Regions from separate parts of the Homo sapiens genome. Here regions 1 and 2 are each linked to region 3. A link is a contact called in ENCODE Hi-C or POLR2A ChIA-PET data. All regions are on one chromosome and are shown on one strand. Each heading gives the region's core, a stretch centred on a gene start or an enhancer-like site at or near the end of the contact. The rest is flanking DNA. Distances are from core to core; before and after follow the strand shown.

Region 1 (3,524 bases), core at 807-3,306, 460 kb before region 3:
AAATTAGCCAGGTGTGGTGGTGGGCACCTGTAGTCCCAGCTACTCGGGAGGCTGAGGCAGGAGAATGGTGTGAACCCAGGAGGCAGAGCTTGCAGTGAGCCGAGATCGTGTCACTGCACTCCAGCCTGGGCAACAGAGTGAGACTCTGTCTCAAAAAAAAAAAAAAAAAATAGAGATGAGGTCTCACTATGTTGTCCAGGCTGGTCTTGACCTCCTGAGATCAAGAGATCCTCCTGCCTTGGCCTCCCAAAGTGCTAGGATTACAGGTGTGAGCCACTGTGCCCAGCCAGGACTGGAGGTGTTCATGACACCTTTTCAGCCTGTGTTTGGGTCTACTCAAGTCACAATAAAAGGCTAGAATGGAAGATTGCTGGGTGTCTCAGGAAGGTGGTAGCCTCCCCATCCAGCCCCTGCAGGGTCTACCGGATCTGGAATCTAACTTTATAAATCTGCTTACAACCTATAACCATTAACACATTGTGTTCTTTTTGGCCACAGTACAAAACACTTCCTATATTTCCATGGAGGAAAATGGGGTTTTAATCCCCAGGAAGCATGCTTATCCCCCACTGGAGACGGCCGGTATCCTTTGTTCTATGAAGCTTATGTCACTCCATGACATGAATCACAGGCCAACATTACAGCACCCAATAGTTATGATGTTCCCCTCCAAATTTCAAATAAAACCTTGTGTCATTAAGAAAAGTATTTATTTTGCTTTTCTCAACTGGCCTGGGACTAAGACAGAATATGGTACTGCTGGGGAATCAGGTTTCTAAGTTTTCTTCTCTGGTCTGGTAGAATTACCAAGGAAAAAACTATTAGAAGAATAGAGCTGGCTAAAGATTGTATAAGTCAGACCGGAATTTATTAAATGAATCTGATGGTGTAAGATCATATGGCATTGAAGCACTATAAAAGGGCTAATGTATTTTCCAAAATATGTAACTTTTGCATGCAGAATTTTAAAAGGCTACAGATGGCCAGACACGGTGGCTCACGCCTGTAATCCCAACATTTTGGGAGGCTGAGGTGAGTGGATCACAAGGTCAGGAGATAGACACCATCCTGGCCAACATGGTAAAACCCCGTCTCTACTAAAAATACAAAAATTAGCCAGGCATGGTAGCGCATGCCTGTAATCCCAGCTACTCAGGAGGCTGAGGCAGGAAAATCGCTTGAACCCAGGAGATGGAGGTTGTGGTGAGCCAAGATCACGCCACTGCACTCTAGCCTGGGCAACAGAGCGAGACTCCATCTCAAAAAAAAAAAAATCCTATAGACTCCTGAAATATTTAAAATGATTTTTTTATCCAATTACTGACACAGTTGAAATAAATAGAAGAAATTTAGAAAAATAAAAGCAGGCACAATAGAAAAAGTGATTTAGCCATAAAGGTTGATTATTTGATTTTATTTTCTTACCCATCCACATCTTTTTCTGGTTTCAAGGCATTGAGGACTTTGTTGCTAAACAAGTTCTCAGAGATCTGAAGGGCAAGGCCATGTACTCTGGTATCTTCATTGATCTTTAAGATTTCATCTATAATCTAAAGAGAAAACAAAAAAACAAAATAAAAATTAGTTTTGTGAAAATGAGACCCAACAAAGGAAGCTTTATATAAAAAGTGGATTCATGAAAATGCATCTGTTATAGTTTGTTGTTGTTTTGCTCCTTGTTGGAAACTTGGTGTAAAGCATAATAAAAAGCCTATTTTTTTCTTTTCATCATGTGTACAAGGCTCAAAAAAAAAATTAAAAGGCTTGGCTGAATTTTTTAGTGACTTCTCTGCCTTTCTATGGCTCTACTCTGTGCCAGAAAAAGACAAAACAGAACAAAACCAAAGCTCAACAGCTATTAAGGTTTAGATAGACAAAGGACACTTCTCTGTCAACAAGCATACTTTAAGCCAAACACACTGCCAGTTTTCAGGAAGGACAGGAAGCATGAATCTGAAGCATTCCAATCTGGCCCAGCTAAGCCTGTGCGTTTCAAACACAATGTGTTCAACACAGCTCACTAATCATGACGTCCAAGCAGTCACAGAGGCCCTCGGGTTATCTGGACCTCAATGACACACAAGAAGCCTTTCCAAAGGCTTATGCTAGAAAAATTCTTAGCATGCACAGCTCCTTTTATGGGAAACACTAAAATAATTCACTATTTAGGAAAAAGACCAAGCTACATTTTGGGAAGCTAATAAATGTCTGGGTGTGTCTCTAAATAAGCAATGCTTTGTCCTCTCTGTCTATTTTATGCCAGGAGATAAGATCCTGATTCATCTCACTTAACAAAAATATTTGCTCACAAGTGAGAAGATACTTATCTTTGCATATAGATCTCACTCAGAGGCTCTGGGGAAGGGTTGGTTTACCATTTTTGTTTCATTGCCTAGCAAAAATCACTACCTGTGCAGTGGCAGGGGAAACCATTTGAGGTACAAAATCAGAAAGAAAGCTTTGTTTCATTCATTTGGCATTCTTTCATTCATTCAACAAATGGTTTGAGCACTTACTCTGTATCAGTTCTAAGTAAAGGAAATACAGCTATAAACAAAACTGTCCTCGTGGATCTTATACTCTAGTGGAGGAGGGAAGTTCCTCCCTTCCAAATAATAATAATAATAAAATCACTGGAAAGAATAAATGACATGCAGAAAAATAAAGGTTCAGTGGGGTAAAAGGCTAACAGAGTGATGATGGGTGGAGGGTGGTCAGAGGCCACGATGTCCAAGCAGAGACCAGAATGAAGCGAGGAAACTATTGCCACCTGTACCAAGCATTTGGTAGAAGCAACAAATGCCAACACAAATCTTAACTAATAAATTAAGGTACCTACTCTTTTTCAATATAACACCATACAAATTCACTCTATGAGAATTTTCCCAAAGAAAAATACGGAATAAATGATTCCTTGTCAAAAAATAAGTCAAGGCAAAGGTACTAAGAACACACATTGTGGAAAGAGAGCCTCTTCAATAAATAGCACTGGGAAAACTGGATATCCACATGCAGAAGAATGAAAGTAGGCCCTCATCGCTCACTTCTATAAAAATCAACTCAAAAGGAATTAAAGACTTAAATATAAGGTCTCAAACCATAAAACTACTAGAAGAAAACACAGGGGAAATGCTTCATGACATTGGTCTGGACAAGGTTTTTTTGGATAGGACCTCAACAAAATAGGCAACGAAAGCAAAAATACATCAGTGGGATTATATCAAACTAAAAACATTCTTCATAGCAAAGCAAACAATCAACAAAGCAGAGACAACCTACAGAATGGGAGAAAATATTTGCAAAGTATGCGTCCGACAAGGGGTTAACATCCAGAATATATAAGGAACTCAAATAACTTAATAACAAAAAAACAAATAATTCAAATAAAAAATGTGCAAAAGACGTGAACAGACATCTCCCAAAGGACATACAAATGGCCTGCAGGTATATGACAAAACACTCAACATCATTAATTATCAGGGAAATGCAAATCAAAACCACAATGAGATATCAAGCTAGAATGG
Region 2 (3,633 bases), core at 555-3,054, 350 kb before region 3:
GGCCCAAAAAAGAAAAACAAATGGAGGCCAGAATTGAAAGAATGGTACATTTTGAACAACACATAAAACCTACACTCCCTCAAAATAAAGAAATATATTCATTGATATTTCTGTTAAATTACACATGGTCCAAAAGGATGGACTAATACTCAATGTGCAGTGAATGTCTGTATTTAATAGCAGCTTAAGACTTTGCTGGACATTTTGGAGGGCATATTGTACACAAAATTAAGAAGGTAAAACAGAAGGATGTGGATGGGCATGAGCCACACACAGCATGGCAGGATGAGGGGCGGGGCAGGGGTGGAGGGTGCAAGCCACATTCACCTGGCTGAATTCAGAGGCTCTGCAGTGGGGCTTAAAGAGAGAATGAACAATCCTTTCTCTCACTTCAAGAGCGAAGCTTGCTCATTTGCAGAAACCTGATACTAAATTCTTCATGTGAGAGAAAGGTTGAGTTAAGGGGCTTAAAGAATTTCATCTGGGGTTACAGACAAAGAACCATGGCCAGCATCCAACAACTGATGGCCCATCGCCAGCTCAAAGAGTTTCAAAAACCTCAGAGTCCATGGCAGAGAAACTAAATTTTAAAAGTTGCTTGTTTTCAGAAATTATTGAGAAAACAGATCGTGAGGAGTCCACATTTTTGTAGACCACTCTAGAAAACAGATCAAAGTTGTATGGTCATAACTTGTTCCCCCCCACTGATCATAAGTACATCTTTTAAATCTAATACTTTAACCCTAGACTAGCTCCTGAAAACTAAGGCAGCATGCCCTGCATTCACAGCTGTAATCATCTGTAGCCAAATGAGTGGTTTGAAGCTCAGTGATAATAACAGTTCATTCTGCGCCCGAAATGACAGTGTAAGGACACCAACGAAATTTATTAGAGCCTGTCATGCTGCTTATTAATTTTATTGGCTTGATGTCAGCACCTATGGTTACCCTGCTGTTAACAACTATGAAGGATCAATTTAAAACTTTTGCACTGAAAACAATTATTCTCCAAGAGGATCAAAGAATTTACCCTAGTTTGGTGAGGGAAGGAGCAGAGAGTACACACAAAAAAGGGCTTTTCACCATTTGAATGATGTTCTGTGATTTAAAATTTCTCCTATTTACTTTCTAATCAGTTTATGTCCTTAAGATCTCTACCATTATAAGATTTGCACACGAGCAGCCTCCTCTAATTAACTTTTTCATTCCTTGTAATATGTGTTATTGAAAATATCCAAGTAGATATCCAAGTAGATCTGACTTGGTCCTATTCAAAGTATGGGAAGTGGGCAGGAGCCAATTTGCAAACTGTTTGCTGCTGATCTACAAGGAGATAAGTACAGACATCAAGTAAGCATGCAGAAACTAGTTTACAGAATGATTTAATATCAATCTAATAATAAATTTGTGCTTGTACTTTGTACATCTTATTCTTCTTCTAACTTTTCTAGTATTCTTTTTTAAATTGTATTTTACAAAAGAATCGGTGTGTGATAGATGGAAAGAAAACACACACACTTGCCCCTCACCATGGATAGTTTGAGAAGCTCTGATCTACATAACCATCCAGCAGGGACATGCTATAGAAAGAAGAACTGAGACTGAAGGCAAATTCAGCGCCCTTCAGAGCTTACCTTATTTCTATGAGATGCCCGGAAATAGGTTAGTTAATAGCTCCTGCACTTCCCTTCTTCTTCTGATATCACATTAAATTTTTTTTTTTCTTTGAGACAGAGTCTCACTCTGTCACCCAAGCTGGAGTGCAGTGGCACAATCTCGGCTCACTACGACCTCCACCTCCCAAGTTCAAGCGATTCTCCTGACTCAGCCCCCTCGAGTAGCTGAGATTGCAGGCACGTGCCATCATGCCTGGGTAATTTTTGTATTTTTAGCAGAGACGGGGTTTCACCATGTTGGCTAGGCTGGTCTCAAACTCCTGACCTCAGGTGATCCACTTGCCTTGGCCTCCCAAAATGCTGGGATTACAGATGTAAGCCACTGCACCTGGCCCTGAGAAATAATCTTTTTTCATTTCTCCAATCCCTCTACCCTTTCTAGAAAGTAGTCTGTTTACCCAAAAATTTGCCTTTCAAATTTCATGTATTACGTTGGGATGCCTCTGAAACTAGAATAACTTACATGTGTATAGTAATTTACAGTTTAAAAGCACATTAACATTCATTTATACAAGCCTTCCTCCCATCTTTTTATTTTGAGGATGTAATAATGTGTGCCAAGTGCTGTTTTACAGGATAAGAATTAAAAAAAAATGCATAAAACATGATCCCTTCCCCCAGCAAGCTCCCGGTATAGTTGAAGAGCCAAGTGTAAACAAATAAATAGAATAGTGTTTTGGCAGCAAGACTGATAGAGATTCAGTTCACAAGAGAGGGCAGGAAAGGCGGAAGTGGTCCGTTCCAGGGAGGGGAGAGGCTTCACAGGGAAGGTGAGGGTGGAGCTGAATCTTGAAGGATGGAGTTTCAACACAGCGAAAGGAGGAAGAAGACAACATCTAGGAGGCCAGAAATGGGTAAACAAAGGCACAGGGTAACAAAAAGGACACTAAAAGGAGTTGAAAAGGGCTAGATTTCAGGCCAGCCAGATGTCAGGGTTGAGACCAGCTGGACAGAGCAGGGCGTGCGCCTAAACACACAGACCCTTGAGGGTGGGGCTGCACTGCTAGATGAGGCTAAATGGGGGCCGGGACAGGTCATGCAGAATCTTCCACGCTACATAGCTGGTGGTAACCACTGAAGCGTGTGGTGAGATTAAAGATGGTTCCATCATCAATAAAGAAAACAGGGCCGGGTGCAGTGGCTCATGCCTGTAATCCCAATACTTTGGGAGGCAAACACAGGTGGATCATCTAGGGTCAGGAGTTCAAGACCAGCCTGGGCAACGTGGTGAAACCCCATCTCTACTAAAAATACAAAATTTAGCGGGGCATGGTGGCAGGCACCTGTTAATCTCAGCTACTCGGGAGGCTGAGGCAGGAGAATCGCTTGAACCCGGGAGGCAAAGGTTGCAATGAGCTGAGATTGCACCACTGCACTCCAGCCTGGGCAACAAGAGCTAAACTCTGTCTTAAAAAAAAAAAGAAAAAGAAAAAGAAAATAGGAGAGAAGCTATAAAGCTGCTGGGGAGGCTGGTTAGGTGATGCATGCAGCAGACAGGTATGTGCAGACCAACTCCTAACCCTGAGTCAGGTGGAGAGGAGAGGTATTTAATGGGATGTGGAGAATAATAGAAAGCATGGAGTCCAGGGTGACAGCATGGTTGAAGTGACTGATCAGCCATGTGGGCTTTCAGTGGAAGGAAGTCTGGGGCTCCTCTCTCTTCGTCACTTCCCACCTTAAGGAGGAAGCTGCTGTTTCACCAGCTCCCAGGAAGGATGCTTTCTCATCCACTGTGGCATGAGTGAGTTAAAGTCAATGAGTACATGGGGACCCATCTGTCTCCTCTTCCTTTTGGCTGTAGCATGGAGACAGCTGGGCTGCTCCCTCTGCAGAGAAGGACCCATTGGCTTCTCTCCTCTGATTTTCCTTCCTAGGTGGCTGGTGAGGTAAAACCAAGCCAGGGCCAGCTCTAGCAGGCCCCATCTGCAGAGGCCTGGGCAGGGCTGTTCTGAGGTTTG
Region 3 (3,820 bases), core at 769-3,268:
GTTTAGTATCTTCTCAAACTTTGTATTGCTGGCACATGTGTGCTAAAAGAAAAAACTTAGACAAATTAAATTTAACACGGTTTAGTTGAACAAAGAATGATTTGCAAATTGGGCAGCCTCCCAAGCCAGAGTAGGCTCAGAGACTCCAACGCAGCCATCTGGTGGAAAAGTTATGGTCAGAAAAAGGAAAGTGACACACAGAAAACAGAAGTGAGGTGCAGAAACAGCTGGATTGGTTACATCTTGGCATTTACCTTATTTGAACATGGCTTGAACAGTTGGCCCCCTTTGATTGGCCAAAACTCAATGATTGTCACAGAAATAGGTTACAGTCTGTTTATACCTCCATTTAATGTATAGCTCACCATATAGGGAGAAACCTTTAGGCTAAATTTAGAATATGTAAGGAGGCAGCTTTAGGCTAAACTTGATTTAACGTGTGTGTATGGTAGATATCAGAATACTTTGCAACAATATCCATGTTCTCTTCTTCTTGAGATAGGTCCTTGGGACTAGTTCTTATGAATGGGATGTAAGCAGAAATTATGTATGTCATCTTCAGACTGAGGCGGTTGAGTGGAATGTGATTTATCCATTTGCCCTCTCTTTTGTCACCTGTTGATAGGATGCAAAGCATTGGTAGAGGGAACCATGGTACTAGAAGATGACAGAGCAACCAGTTTGAAAGAGCCTGGATCCCTGAATGAATGTATGGAGCAGGGCTCTCTCTCTGTTGAATGGTGATGAGAGTGAGAAATAAACCTTCATTGTACAAAGCCACTGAAATGGTTTTTTGTTACTGCAGCAAGTATTACTTGCTGCTACTAATGCCAAGTATAAATCATATTTAAATCTTTGCCATCCTGGGATTCAATTTAATTATACAAAACTAAATTCATGTCTACTTTAATATTCATGTTTTCTCATAGAAGATACCATTTTTTAAATAATAGGAGCGCCAAGCCCCAGAACATAGCTCTAAGGTGAAAATGTATAATGTCATAACTTATTACATGACATCTGGGTCAAGAGAATAGAGAAGACGGTGGGGTTTAAAAATAAAAAGTAAATAAGGGTTATAAAAAATGCAATACTATATAAAAATTGATCCAATGTATTCAAAAATTAAAGACTCTCTATCTCTTAATAAATACCAAAGTACCACAAGATTCTTTATATACACCAAGGACTAGGCAAGTAGAAAAAACAAACAAACAACTTTAACCTTATAATTCTAGAATGAAGGATCATCTCCAGAGTCCTCAGTAGGGCGCTTATAAACAGCTCCTAAAATCTTGTCAGCACAATCAAGGGCTGTTTCTCAATCTCTTTGTATAAAAAACTAGATTCTGTATTAGTCTGTTCTCAGGCTGCTAATAAAGACATACCCAAGGCTGCGTAATTTATAAAGGAAAGAAGTTTAATTGACTCACAGTTCCATGTGGCTGGGGAGGCCTCACAATCATGGCAGAGGACGAAGAGGAACCAAGACACATCTTACATGGAGGCAGGCAAGAGAGCGTGTGGAGGGGAACTGCCCTTCATAAAACCATCAGATCTCATAAGACTTACTCACTATCACAAGAATAGCACGGAAAAGGCCCACCCTCCCAATTCAATTACCTCCTAGGGGGTCCCTCCCACTGCATGTGGGAATTATGGGAGCTACAATTCAAGGTGAGATTTGGGTGGGGACACAGCCAAACCATATCAGACTTTATTCATTTTGGTTCTTCCTTTGAGGAAACTGAGTCCCATAAGGAAATGGAGGAAAACATGGCCAGCAGTGCCAACTCTCACCCCATTCACTTCCCGCCCTCAAGGGTGTGCTGCCCTTTCCTTAGCACCACCCACTCCAGGGCCGTCACCATCGCAGTGGGGGCTCTCCGTGTTTCCTGAGATCTCAAACCCAAGCGTTTCTTGGGGCAGCAGCGGGGGGCCTCGCCATGGAACTCCCGGCTCCCACGAGGGCTTCCGTGCCTGCTGGCTCTTCCGGCTTTGAGCGTCCGCACGAGAAGCCCCCTGCTGGCCACATTCATGGCGTGGGGACCTCGGGCTAAATAAATTTCATTTCTCTCTTCTCCCTCCTAAGTGTCTTCCACTATTTTCCTTTGTTGGCTCTGGACTTGTTCTAAATGCAGCCCTACTAAACTTTCGGGGGGCCTGAGTGTTTCTGGCATTAAGGGGTGCAGTGGGGCGGGGGGTGCAGAGGGGCTGGGGCTGCGCTGGGAGATGGCGTTGTGTTAAGTGAACGTGGACACAGTGGTATTTACAGCCTCACTAACGTGCCTTGTCTTGCTGCCCTAGCCTCTGACTGTGAATAAAACACTTCTCCTATTTTTTTTTTTAAGACAAATGACAAATAAAGCTGGGTGAAGAAAGTAATCATTTACTTTGTGTCTTCGGACATGACATTTCTTTCCTAACATCTTTCGGAAAGCTGGAGTTCCCTAATGCCCTGCTAAAGAAAATGATTGACATCTTTCAGAGGGCTAGGAAATTTATGCGCTGGAAAACAATTTCCAGGACGTTGGAGATGAGTAATTTCCCTCTCTATCACTATGTGTACAAAAGAAAAGGGACCCAGGGCGCTGATGTAACTGTATGAAAAATAAATGTGTGGCAAAGGAATAGTAAAAATACTTGAACTGAAAACAAAGAGAAGTAATCATTTTTTATAGTTTGGCTGTAGTCACTGAACAATTGATTTAGATGACTAAGTCTAACACATCTGTATTTACACGATCTGGAAGACATAAATTACTAACACGTAGAAAAATTTTGGAGAGGGGAAGTAAACTACAGCTTAAGTATCTGATGAAGTAATCTAGCAAGACTCACTTTTTCATTTCTGCTGAAGTCTTGATTACATCTAGCATGACTGTGCCATCTAGTGGTTTCACAGTAACTGCCTCGAGTTGGAGGATACAGTTCGGAAAATTGCTTTGAATATCCCATGAACTCTTGGGTAGGTGCAAAAGTAATTGCTGGTTTTGCCATTAAAACAGCAATTTCTTTTGCACAAAAATGGCCCAATAAGAAAGAGATTGAAAGAGTATTTCCACGGCACCCACACGCAGCTAGTTCTGAATTACTTAAGCCAATCATGGCATGAAAGCTCATGAACTTCACACAAATGCCTCAATTCAAACCACTGATTTCATCATCTAAAAGCATCTACTCGGTGTCAAAATGCGTATTGTGGCTGTATATCAAAGACACCATCAGGGTCTGTGGGCTTTGTCACTGTCCCCAGATGTTTATCTGCTGAGGAGAGGAGATGCAGGCTTCTCTTTCCTCTGTTTACAAGGTGCTAAGAGATACTGAGAATATCTGTAGCAACTAATAAGATCACAGAAGAACCCCCAAACTCAATAGCCATCCATCAACCAACCAAAGGCTGATGTTATTCACACAATAACGTTGACTTCCCCATATTTCTTGCTCTGAAATTTTGGGGATCTTTGATCATTTTAGCTTTAAAGTTGGAGCCCAGCCACACCAGCTTGTGATCTCTCTTCCTCTACCTGGAATCCCCTGCTCTCTCATCTGCGTTCTGGAGGCCACCAGTGCCCACCTAAGGTTGTTCCCAGCTCGCAAGTATCCCCAGTTCTGTGCAGTTCCCTGCTGAGCCACTCACATTCTCAACTGCGGGGACCTCAATGGCAATCACAGTACGAGAGCCACAAGAAACTCAGGGAAGAAAAATTAGAAAACAGCCTCCAGATCTCCAGGGAAGGAATAGTCATAGTTTATGTTACAAGTTGTTTTGAATAACTGCACACTTCATGTAGATCTATAAAAACGTCAATGTACAGAG

Evidence for each region. Hi-C counts contacts between places; a loop is a spot of excess contacts on that map. ChIA-PET counts read pairs that join two places held with the same protein, here RNA polymerase II (POLR2A). Pooled maps may share reads with other maps.
Region 1: a loop to region 3 is called in a map of PC-3, with 19 times the contacts of the local background. The contact joins two enhancer-like sites. A Hi-C loop is called at or near these places in 7 of 168 maps with a recorded cell type or tissue (Calu3, PC-3, ascending aorta and 4 more) and 18 of 50 pooled maps. POLR2A ChIA-PET finds 5 or more read pairs at or near these places in 2 of 52 experiments (H1 and OCI-LY7).
Region 2: a loop to region 3 is called in a pooled map, with 3 times the contacts of the local background. The contact joins two enhancer-like sites. A Hi-C loop is called at or near these places in 1 of 168 maps with a recorded cell type or tissue (GM11168) and 2 of 50 pooled maps. POLR2A ChIA-PET finds 5 or more read pairs at or near these places in 3 of 52 experiments (H1, OCI-LY7 and activated T-cell).

The regions. Positions count from the first base shown.
Region 1 is chr6:150,880,788-150,884,311 of GRCh38, reverse strand. It overlaps MTHFD1L (methylenetetrahydrofolate dehydrogenase (NADP+ dependent) 1 like), which reads right to left. Exons shown (of 28, transcript NM_015440.5): 5 at 1,426-1,550. Among named protein-coding and RNA genes, the nearest start is that of MTHFD1L, 17 kb to the right of the region's middle. Within about 2 kb of position 2,056, at least 20 of the 41 ENCODE cell types and tissues checked have a DNase peak (open chromatin) inside an H3K27ac peak, as active enhancers do; they include PC-3, ascending aorta, endothelial cell of umbilical vein and 1 more, where a contact is called at or near this core.
Region 2 is chr6:150,763,587-150,767,219 of GRCh38, reverse strand. All of the region lies in intron 3 of PLEKHG1 (pleckstrin homology and RhoGEF domain containing G1), which reads right to left. Among named protein-coding and RNA genes, the nearest start is that of MTHFD1L, 100 kb to the left of the region's middle. Within about 2 kb of position 1,804, at least 4 of the 41 ENCODE cell types and tissues checked have a DNase peak (open chromatin) inside an H3K27ac peak, as active enhancers do.
Region 3 is chr6:150,417,414-150,421,233 of GRCh38, reverse strand. No RefSeq gene overlaps it. Among named protein-coding and RNA genes, the nearest start is that of IYD, 50 kb to the right of the region's middle. RefSeq lists enhancers at 1,267-1,833, 1,847-2,141, 1,834-2,402. Within about 2 kb of position 2,018, at least 28 of the 41 ENCODE cell types and tissues checked have a DNase peak (open chromatin) inside an H3K27ac peak, as active enhancers do; they include PC-3, ascending aorta, endothelial cell of umbilical vein and 1 more, where a contact is called at or near this core.